2 separate regions of the Homo sapiens genome follow, and region 2 is linked to region 1. A link is an interaction called in ENCODE POLR2A ChIA-PET data of the cell type or tissue named here. Cell type or tissue: MCF 10A. All regions are shown on one strand. Each heading gives the region's core, and the rest is flanking DNA. Links, peaks and the distances in the headings are about the cores only. Region 1 overlaps FRMD6-AS2 (FRMD6 antisense RNA 2). Region 2 has its middle 28 kb from the start of LINC02310.

Region 1 (5,384 bases), core at 169-5,168:
CAACAAAATGTGGTATATCCACATCGTGGAATATTATTTGGCCATAAAAAGGAACACAGTGCTAATATATGCCACAACATGGATAATCCTTGAAAATATTTTGCCAAGTGAAAGAAGCCAGTCTCAAAAGACTATACATATTCCATGTCCATAATAGGCAAATCTGTGGAGATAGAAAGTAGAAATGTCCAGAATAGGCAAATCTATAGAGCAGAAAATAGATTATTGGTTGTTTAGGGATGGGGTGAGGGGAGAATAGGATTATGATTGGTAAACAGTATAGGGTTTCTTTTTGAGGTGGTAAAAGTGTTCTAAAATTGATTGTGTGATGGTTGTACGTACTGTGAATATATTTTAAAAACCACTGTATTATATACTTTAAAGGGACAAATTTTATGTGTGTAAATTATATTTCAATAAGCTATTTTTTTTAAGTGGGGCTAGAAAGGTTTGAGGACCCTGGAAGCCATGAGAGTACTGAGTTTCCCTGATTTCAATCAAAAGATGACTGAATAGGCTCAAAATGTCCTTGTAGCTCCCTGAGCATTAGAAGAGAAAACTGCAAAATATCTGAGTAGTTCACTTTTGGTGGGGAATGTGGGTGAACTGCTCACTGCTCTTCCCTTTCCCTGAAAGTCTTTATCTCCTCTTGAATCTCACCTTGGGTCAACAATACATCTAATTGAGCGGCTGCCCCGGGGCCCTGCGTTCTCCACTGGAGAGTACCTGGCACATACTTCTAGTCCTATCTGGACTCTGGTTCCTCTGCCTGGCTCATCAGCTTTTTGTAAAACAAGCAGGAAAGCATAACCTTTGGGGTCACACAAATGACTCTGCTGCACAGCTGAAGTGCAGGCCTTTGTCCAACTGCTTCCTGCCCGACTTCCTGTGGTAGCAGATATTGATTTTTCTCATGACAAAGCAATTATTTACCTGTTCTGGAAGGCTGGGAATTTTAATCCCCAGTTTTAGAGGAGGGAAAGTGACACTGGCAACCTCTTTAAGTAGAATGTTATAGAAGGAAAAGCTAAATAGTGTGACAGCTGTCTGGGCAAAGAAGAGAGAGACGGTGATATTTACATAGACCTGATAGGTATTGAAAATAGGAAAGGTAGAAAGAATGTTTTAAAAGGAAAACTTCTAGGATTGTATCCAAAAGAAACAACTTCCTATAGCTAGGCTCTAAGCCCTTGTCCAATAAAAAAATCAACCATCATAAGAAACAACTCAATCTCCAATCATGCAGCACTGTTGTAATTAAGCTTTGAGGACTGGTGACTACATCACACATTACCATGGGTAGAGTGACAAAATCTTTCCTCCCTGTAATAGTGATATTATATGGGTAAAAGCTGCTTATGTGGAAGAAGTTGGTTTAAGCATGTGGTTCGAGAAAACATAACCAGTTAGTAGACTTTAGAATGAATTGAGATCTACAGCCGTTTGAACTATGTGGATGGCTGTCCCTACAGGCAGACAGGAGCAGGGTGAGTTCCCTGTGTACCCCCACCCTCCATAGACTTGACTCCTTGGTTGTGCAAGGCACTGGCAGAGCTGCCCAGGCACATGCAACAACCAGTCAACCCAAGGCTGTGAATTAGGTCCTTTCCCCACCCACCTAGAAGCTGCAATTCTGCTGTTCCCCAAAAGACTTTCTTCCTATTGGTCTTACTATAATTGAAAGAGATAAAAGGATCCACATTGAAGAAAGTAGCCCACCAGGAAAACTGCAAGTGAGGGGAGTTATTGTCAGTGTGCAGTGACAAGAACTCACTAGGCACAACCTCAGCCAAGACCCAGAGACGCTCTCTGAAAGTGGAACAGGGGTGGCATCCTAGGAGGAAACAGGAAACCTGGGTCTAAGGGCCTGGCAATGTCATCTTGAGACCACGACATTTATTGATAGGGTTCAGAAGGGTATTTCTTTTTTACATTTATTGATAGGGTTCAGAAGGTATTTCCTTTTTAAAGGATGGCATTAGTAGCTATGACAAGCCTGGTAGAAATGTCTGAATGTGATTATTTCCCAGTTGCTGAATGAGTTGAAGATCATCAACATTTGGTGAGACTCAGTACTAGGTCAGGAATTATATAAAATGGAGAGTCAGCCGTAATCTCTATGCATTAGACTCCTGTAAAAACACCAGTGTGTTGCTCAGACTCTGAGCTAATAGCCTCAGGAAAAATAATTTATGCCATTCAGGACAACTCATACAAGTGTAATGTGGAACCTGTTTTATCCAGCTTTTTTTAAAGGCAATTTTTCTGGAAATCAAACCACTCTAAGAAATAAATCCTTGTAAACATCTCTGAGTAATTGCCAAAGCCTCTCTAGCAGAGCAGTTCCCTACCATCAGCCTGCCCCACCCCAGAAAAAAACCCAGACTCCTCGAAGCCCAGCAAAAACCTAAGTAGGTCTTGGCTTTGTTCATCTGGCATTGTAATTCCTCTGAATGGTCCTCTCTTTGTCATTGGGCTACACTTAGGTAAAATCAAGAGAGCTGCAAAAGGTATGTGACCTAAGCACTTGGCAAGACATGGAGGAGGCAGAGACCATTATTGGTTGTAGGACATAACATTTTCTGGACTGTTCTAAAGATACATTATTCAGAGTGAGCTAATAGCAGTATTGCAGCCCTCAAAGGGCTGGATGACATTGACAACATTCACTGACATTCCACTAAGTGCCAGGCCATGTGCTGAGCACTGGGTTGACAAAGATTTACAAAATGGGGTTGAATGAGCTTTAGGATAACTTAGGACTGAGCTCTGTCTCCTTACTACTATTACTGTTGAGAAGGTCAGTTTGTGGGCCAGATCTGAAGCTTGTAATGCAAAAAGAGAAAAATGATTCTGAAAATAATGACAGAACTAAGTACAAACTCTGTCCTCAAGAGTTTCAGTCAATGTAGGTGGTTGTTTATATAGGAAGGACGTCTTCAGACTCAGGAAATTATGAAATAAGCACACAAAACAAAATTTTTACTAATTTAAGTCATGTTTTGTGTTAACACTTCCACCTGGGTGGAAAATTGGCTCAAAGACATATGACTGCTAATATAATCAGTAGCAGGTGATCAGTGAGGTATCATGGACCCTGGGGTGGGCACAATATATTTTATTCATTTTCTCTTCAATCTGAATGAATATAATTGTTGTCAGCAAAATCACAAGATGATTCCTAGACACAATCCCAGAATATGAAAAATGCATATTTAATAATTTCTTTTTTTTTTTTTTTTTTTGAGATGGAGTCTCGCTCTGTCACCCAGGCTATAGTGCAGTGGTGCTATCTCAGCTCACTGCAAGCTCCACCTCCTGGGTTCACGCCATTCTCCTGGCTCATCCTCCCGAGTAGCTGGGACTACAGGTGCCCGCCACCACGCCAGGCTAATTTTTGTGTATTTTTAGTAGAAACGGGGTTTCACCATGTTAGCCAGGATGGTCTCGATCTTCTGACCTCGTGATCCGCCCACCTCGGCCTCCCAAAGTACTGGGATTATAGGCGTGAGCCACCACGCCTGGCCCCAATAATTTCTTTTAAAAAGCCCCAGAGAAGAAAAGATGAATAATTTTGACAGATATTCAGCGATGTGGTGGTAAATGTTTAACAACTGACTCCCTGGAAAAGAAGTATATGTTTATTATAAATTTTACTGATATAATAGATGGATAGCACATATACAAATGCTAATACAAGCAATAAAAATTAACTGATACTCAGAGAGTGCTTTTGTTGATTTTTGCCAGTCTCATATCCATAGCCAACTTATGGCTGCAATTGACAAATGAATGTATTTCTGATATGAATATTGATTGGCATTTTCATTTATGTTAATGAGTAAAGCAAAAGTAAAACAGCAAAGACCATGAAAGAACTTCACCTGTTCCACAATAACATGAGAAAATTTTTTGTCAAACTGAACTTGATAATAGTTGTTGAGTACGGGAAGAATATTTCCTCAATTTTTTGTGCTATTCATTATGTAATGGCTGTAGATACAACACATTTTTCTTTTGAAGTATGTTAGACCCACAGTTAAGTGATAATGATCAAAACTAATAAACATTGGCACCGTACTATTAACCAAATTGCAGACTTTATTCAGATTATCAGGGTCCCAAATTGCATTTAGTTGTCATTTCTCCTTGTGGCTGTGATAATAATACCTCAATATGTCCTAGTCTTTCAGGACCTTGATACTTTTGAAAATAATGGTCAGTTATCTTGTTGCTTATCCCTCAATTTTGGCTTGTTTGACATTTTCTCGTGATTATGTTAAAGTTATTCATTTTATGCAAGAATATTTCAGAAGTAATGTGCCTTTCTAAGCACATCATTATCAAGGGGTACATGATGTTGATATATCTTATTACTGGTGATAACCTTAATCACTGCTAGGATTTAAATGTGTCCCCTAACAAGCATGTGTTGGAAACTTAATCTCCAATGCAACAGTGTTGGGAGGTAGGGCCTAAAAGAAGGAGGTGAGGTCATGAAGGCTCTACCATTATAAACAGATTAATGCCTATTATGAAAGGGCTTGAGGCCACTAGTTTACTCTTTTGCTCTCCCTCACCCTCTTTGCCCTTCTGCCATGAGAAGATGCAGGAAGAAAACCCTCACCAGATGCTGGCGCATTGGACTTACCAGCTTCCAGAATCATGAGCCAATAAATTTGTGTTCATTATAAATTACCCAGTCTCAGGTATTTTGTTATAGCAGCACAGAATGGACCAAGACAATCTCTTTGTTAAGGTGGTATCTGCCAGAACGCTGAACTGTAAAGTTACTGTTTGTCCTTTTCTAATTAATAAATATCTTGCAGCCGGGTATGGTGGTTCCTGCCTGTAATCCCAGCATGTTGGGAGGCTGAAGCAGGTGAACCACTTGAGCTCAGGAGTTCAAGACCAGCCTAGGCAACATGGTGAGACCCCATGACTACTAAAATTAAAAAAAAAAAAAATAGCTGGGTGTGGTGGTGCATGCCTGTGGTCCCAGCTACTCGGGAGGCCGAGGCAGGAGGATCACTTGATCCCCAGAAGCAGAGGTTGCAGTGAGCCAAGATTGTGCCACTGCACTCCAGCCTGGGTGACAGAGTAAGACCCTGTCTCAAATTAAAATAATAATAATAGTAACTCACAAATAAATAAATATATTGAGGTAGATGCAACACACTTTTACATTTAATCTACCTTATTAATATCTACCTGTTACTTTCTTAAGACTACATAACCAACAAAACAATAAATCTAACTCTGATTTGTGGCATTTGCCAGTTTCTGTGGTATAAATACTCCAAACATGGCCCCATTTCAGCTTCCAGTGTGACGCCACGGAGAGTGGAGCTGGGAAGAGAGCTACAGTAACCCATCACTATGTA
Region 2 (5,384 bases), core at 139-5,138, 160 kb after region 1:
TCCAACTTTTGGCCTCCCTATTCTTTCAGGACACTATCATCCTCCTACTCATCATCAGAGTCATCTTTAACTCATCTTTCTTCTTTAGTCTCTACATTTGATCTGCTACCTAGTTTTATGGATTCCACTTCCACCAAGCTTTTGAGCTTTTTCTGTCCTTTGTTTCCCCTGACACTAAAGCACTACTGCATGAATGCCACCCCTCTTACTCAAAAACATTCAATGGTTTCCTACTAGCTGCCAAATTAAATGCAATCTCCTGAGTCAAACGTTAAGATTTATTTTTATGTCTTTACCTTGCCACTCAGCATTAACTTAATCCACTATGTGAGTCCTACACTCATTCATATTAGATGGAATAATCTACACCTAATCTTTAAGCAAAGGGGAGCACTGTAGAGTTTCAGATGGATTAAACCTCACACATTTTATCTTATATGTGTCAGACTTCTCTCTTGAGAACCTCAGAGTAATTTGACCTGAAAAGCCCTTCTAATATCTTGCAGATATCAGCTAAGACTACTTCACTTCTTTTAAAGTAACTACTTGTTATAGCTTGGATGTGGTCCCTGCCCAAACCTCACATTGAAATGTAATCCCCAGTGTTGGAGGTGGGGCCTGATGGGAGGTGACTGGATCATGGGGGTGGATTGCTCATGAATGGTTTAGTGCCATCCCCTTGGGACTGTCCTCGAGATAATGAGTGAGTTCCTGGGAGGTCTGGTCATTTAAAAGTGTGTGGCACCTCACCCTTCACTCTCTTGCTCCTGCTTTTGCCATGTGATGTACCTTCTCCCACTTTGCCTTCCACAATGATTGTAAGCTTCTTGGGGCCTCCCCGGGACCAGATGTCACTATGCTTCCCGTACAGCCTGCAGAACCGAGAACCAATTAAAACTCTTTCTTTATAAATTACTCAGTCTCAGGTTATTTCTTTATAAAAATGAGAGAATGGCTTAAGACACTTATTCTTCATATTCAAATTTTCAAAATAATCTCCACATTTTAACACAGCGAGCAGCTCCTTCCATTCCATGTAGCAGTGGAAAAGGAAAAGAGAGTGAGAGGATACTGCTGGGCTATTGAAATTGTGAAAATCCCCTTTAAAAGTTCTCCCTTAGGAGGCTGAAGCAGGAGAATCTGTTGAACCAGGGAGTTGGAGGTTGCGGTGAGCTGAGATCGTGCCACAGCACTCCAGCCTGGCAACAGAGTGAGATTCCATCTCAAAAAAAAAAAAAAAAAAAAAAAGTTCTCCCTTAACCCAATAAAAGAATATGGTTCCCAAATAAGAAATCAGAGTGAGAAGGAACATGATTATTACATCTTAGGGCCATAAGCAAGGCTACCCTGAATTATGAAAACCGCATAGTGAGGCAGGTAGCGCACTTTTTCCTTGGCTTTGGTTTAAGAACTTGCTCATATGAATCATCTTTAAACCCTAATTGATAATTTTATTTAAACTACTCTATTTTTAAAGAAGTAAAAATTACCTTATTCTCTGATTATGGTAAACCTGATCCTTTGGCCACACGACCAAGGCGCTGAAATGCCCCCTGATGGCCGCCTATCATAATTGCAGACTCATACCTAGCCCCTCGAGGGTTCTCTAACTTCAATCTGTACTCAGCTATTTGCCTATGTAGTGCGGTTTCAGGGTTCCATTTGTTCTAATTTTGTGCCCACTTTTTAAAAATCTTCACTACCTAGCGGATGCATGGTATTCTTCTGATAGTGCTTTATTTCTTTATCACAAAAGCACTGGAAGAGTGATAGTTCTGTGTAATTTGCACTGTGATATAAACAGGTTACTCTTTGGTGTTAAGTTCACAAGTCTTAGCTGGGATGAATTTTGACACTAGAGAAACATTCCAGGGTCTTCCGAGAGAAAAGAGTATTACTGGCAAAGGTGAAAGAAGGGTACAAAATGGAGAAACTAGATAGACCAAAGACCAATTATGTTTTCAATGTTCTCTCTTTACAAAACCATGGTCGGGGCCGGGGGCGGTGGCTCACGCTTGTAATCCCAGTACTTTGGGAGGCTGAGGCGGGCGGATCGCCTGAGGTCAGAAGTTTGAGAGCAGCCTGGCTAACATGGCGAAACCCCGTCTCTACTAAAAATTAAAAAAAAAAAACAAATTAGCCGGGTGTGGTGGCGCGCGCCTGTAACTCGGGAGGCTGAGGCAGGAGAATTGCTTGAGCCCGGGAGGCGGAGGTTGCGGTAAACCGAGATTGCGCTGTTGCACTCCAGCCTGGGCAACAAGAGCGAAACTCCGCCTCAAAAAACAAACAAACAAACAAACAAATAAACAAAAACATGGTTGGCTTTCGGAAGAAAGTGGCTTATGAGGGAAGCAAAGACATTTTGGTAAAAAGCGAGAAAAATCATCCCTCTTAAGTGCCTCTACACTTCATTGCCAGCACCAGCAAACTATTCTGCAACCCATCCTGAGAAATTTGTTTAACCTAGTTCTCAGCACATGTCGCTAAGATTTTCTGTTTATTTGCCTCAGGCTCAGAAGAGCTACATGACCTGGTTACAGTTAACACATGCCAATGGCTAAGTGATTTCTCTAATTTCTTTAGGGAAAAATCCCGTGGTAAAAATTAGAGCCTAAGAATACAATCTAATGTTAATACTAAGAGGAAGGTCTTTATTATACTCAACAGCTGGTTTGGGAGAATATCAGTGAGTGACGCTTCTTTTCTAAGAAGTGGAGGAATTGAGACAGGAATGCCAAACCGCAGAATGTTATCCTCGCACATTCCTGATTCCGATGCTGATTCAGCTGTGCAGACACCAAAATCCCCAAAGATGCCTGCTCTTTATAATGGTTGATTCCAAGAGAGAAAAAGAAAATGTAGCCATTGACTATATTCCTATCGTTTCCTAGATCAAAATCAGAAGATCAGCCCTTCCCAACACCATAGGTTGCTGAGAAACTCAGCACAGTATTCATTTACATGCCTTAACATAGCATCACGTAAGGGTTTGCCTCTGTCACGTAAATCCCAGACATTTCCCTTTTTGGAAGAAATTTTGCAAACTTTCTAAATCTTACCTCTTCATTGAACTTCCACGATGATTTTAAGAGGCTGTTTGCAAGCAAGAAATAATACTGAATTACATCTCATTATCTTCTGAACTGGCTCTTCTACTTTAAATGGGCAATCATTTTGTTTTCCAGAGGTGGAAACCTATCTTTCATAGACTAGCATTACTGTTATTACTTGGAACTACACTGTCCACTATGACAGTCATTAGCCACATGTGGCTATTGAACCCTTGAAATGTGGCTAAACTGAATTGAGATGTTCTACATGTGTAAAATACACACTGGATGTTAAAGTCTTACTGAGAAAAAAATCATTATTAGTTTTTTATATTAACTACATTTCAAATGATAATATTTTGGACATATTGGATTAAGATACGTTATTGAAATTAATTTCATTTGTTTCTACCTACTTAATTTGGGTCCTAGATAATTTTAAATCACATATGTGTCTTGCATCTTATTTCTACCAGTGAATCTCAATCCTTGCTGCATATAAGAATCACCCAGAGAGCTTTTGAAAAATACCTGATGCCCGTTTCTTTCCTCAGATAGAATATCTGGGATTGGGGCTCAGCACTAGTATTTTGTACTTTTTGGAAAGTTCCCCAGGTGACTCTGATGTGTAGCCAGTGTTGAGCTAACTGCTCTAAACTCTGGAATTCTATGATTCCGAGATTCTACTGACAACTCATGCAGGTTAAAAGTTCAGAGTTGTTTTGTCCTTATTCTGTGTAATCAACTTTGTCTGTTCTCATCTATTTCTCCCTAAAGAAACAATGAAATGTTTTTGGAGTCATGCAAGTTAGAACTTGTTTGTTTTAATTTTTAATGAGGTTCACATGAATCCAATACACTGCCAGCACTGGGGGGAAAAATGCATTGAACTTGGAATTTTAAGGCTGATGAGTAACATGTCATCTTTCCTGGAGCTGCTTCTTTCATTTGCCTTTTTCTTCTTGGAGGCACCTGCTTTGTTCCTACTAATAACAAGAAATGCATCACAGTGCTTCCTCAGGCTTAACGTGCCTAAGGATCACCTGGGGATCTAGTTAAAATGCAGATGAGGATTCAGTATGTCTGGGTCTTGCTGAGATCCTGCACTTCTAACAAGCATCCAGGTGATGCCAATGCTGCTGGCCCATGGACCACTCTGTGAGAAGCAAGGCACCAGGACTTAGGGAAAGTGGTAAGACTCACCTGGTGGGTGGAGCTTGTGCACAGCTGTGCAGTCATGTGCAATAATGTCAACAGCACATTGACTTTGTTTTCTGTAATGAACATGGAGCAGCCTTTTTTTTTTTTTTTTTTTTTTAGTATTTATTGATCATTCTTGGGTGTTTCTCAGAGAGGGGGATGTGGCAGGGTCATAGGATAATAGTGGAGAGAAGGTCAGCAGATAAACACGTGAACAAAGGTCTCTGGTTTACCTAGGCAAAGGTCCCTGCGGCCTTCCGCAGTGTTTGTGTCCCTGGGTACTTGAGATTAGGGAGTGGTGATGACTCTTAACGAGCATGCTGCCTTCAAGCATCTGTTTAACAAAGCACATCTTGCACCGCCCTTAATCCATTTAACCCTGAGTTGACACAGCACATATTTCAGAGAGCACGGGGTTGGGGGTAAGGTTATAGATTAACAGCATCCCAAGGCAGAAGAATTTTTCTTATTACAGAACAAAATGGAGTCTCCTATGTCTACTTCTTTCTACACAGACACAGTAACAATCTGATCTCTCTTTCTTTTCCCCACATTTCCCCCTTTTCTTTTCGACAAAACCGCCATCGTCGTCATGGCCCGTTCTCGATGGTCGCTGTCTCTTCGGAGCTGTTGGGTACACCTACCAGACGGGGCAGCCGGGCAGAGGCGCTCCTCACTTCCCAGACGGGGCGGCCGGGCAGAGAGGCATGGAGCAGCCTTTTAAATGAAGTCTGCTCTACTTTGCCCACTGAAGCACAGTTATAATGGCACATATTTTCTCTATGTATAAAAGTGAGCCTCCCAAGAGTAGGACAGCTGAAGCTAGTAGATGTGATTAAGAATCCACATCTTAATCACATCTATCAACCTCATGTCCTACCTTTTTCCTTCCATGCACAGGGGTTAAGAAGAAGCCTATGGGCTCAGAGAAGGGTCTTAAAGTGGGACTAATCCCATTTGTCTCAGGCCTCACTGCCTCCAGCGACAGCAGCCAAGACTGAGTCCCAGACACCACTGCTCCCTGCCCCTCATCACCACCACCTGCCTCAGGTTCCCCAGGGCTAACTGCATCATGCCTTTGATACCTGTGTCCATGGTCACAAGAATCCCAGGCTCCCAGGTCACCCCACTTCT

Evidence for each region. Peaks named below come from ENCODE experiments on the same cell type or tissue, not always from the same donor. Only the 100,000 strongest peaks of a DNase experiment are listed, where the experiment ranks them.
Region 2: POLR2A ChIA-PET joins it to region 1 with 13 read pairs; 1 of 35 experiments calls an interaction of 5 or more read pairs at or near these places.

The regions. Positions count from the first base shown.
Region 1 is chr14:51,530,230-51,535,613 of GRCh38, reverse strand. The region is part of intron 2 of FRMD6-AS2 (FRMD6 antisense RNA 2); the gene reads left to right. It also overlaps a transcript of FRMD6 not described here. Among named protein-coding and RNA genes, the nearest start is that of FRMD6-AS2, 67 kb to the left of the region's middle. RefSeq lists enhancers at 669-963, 223-1,422. In MCF 10A, for the core only: no CTCF peak of the experiment used is centred there; DNase peaks (open chromatin) are centred at 1,553 and 2,203.
Region 2 is chr14:51,366,190-51,371,573 of GRCh38, reverse strand. No RefSeq gene overlaps it. Among named protein-coding and RNA genes, the nearest start is that of LINC02310, 28 kb to the left of the region's middle. RefSeq lists an enhancer at 2,222-2,806. In MCF 10A, for the core only: a CTCF peak has its summit at 1,558 (motif pointing left); DNase peaks (open chromatin) are centred at 1,553 and 2,733.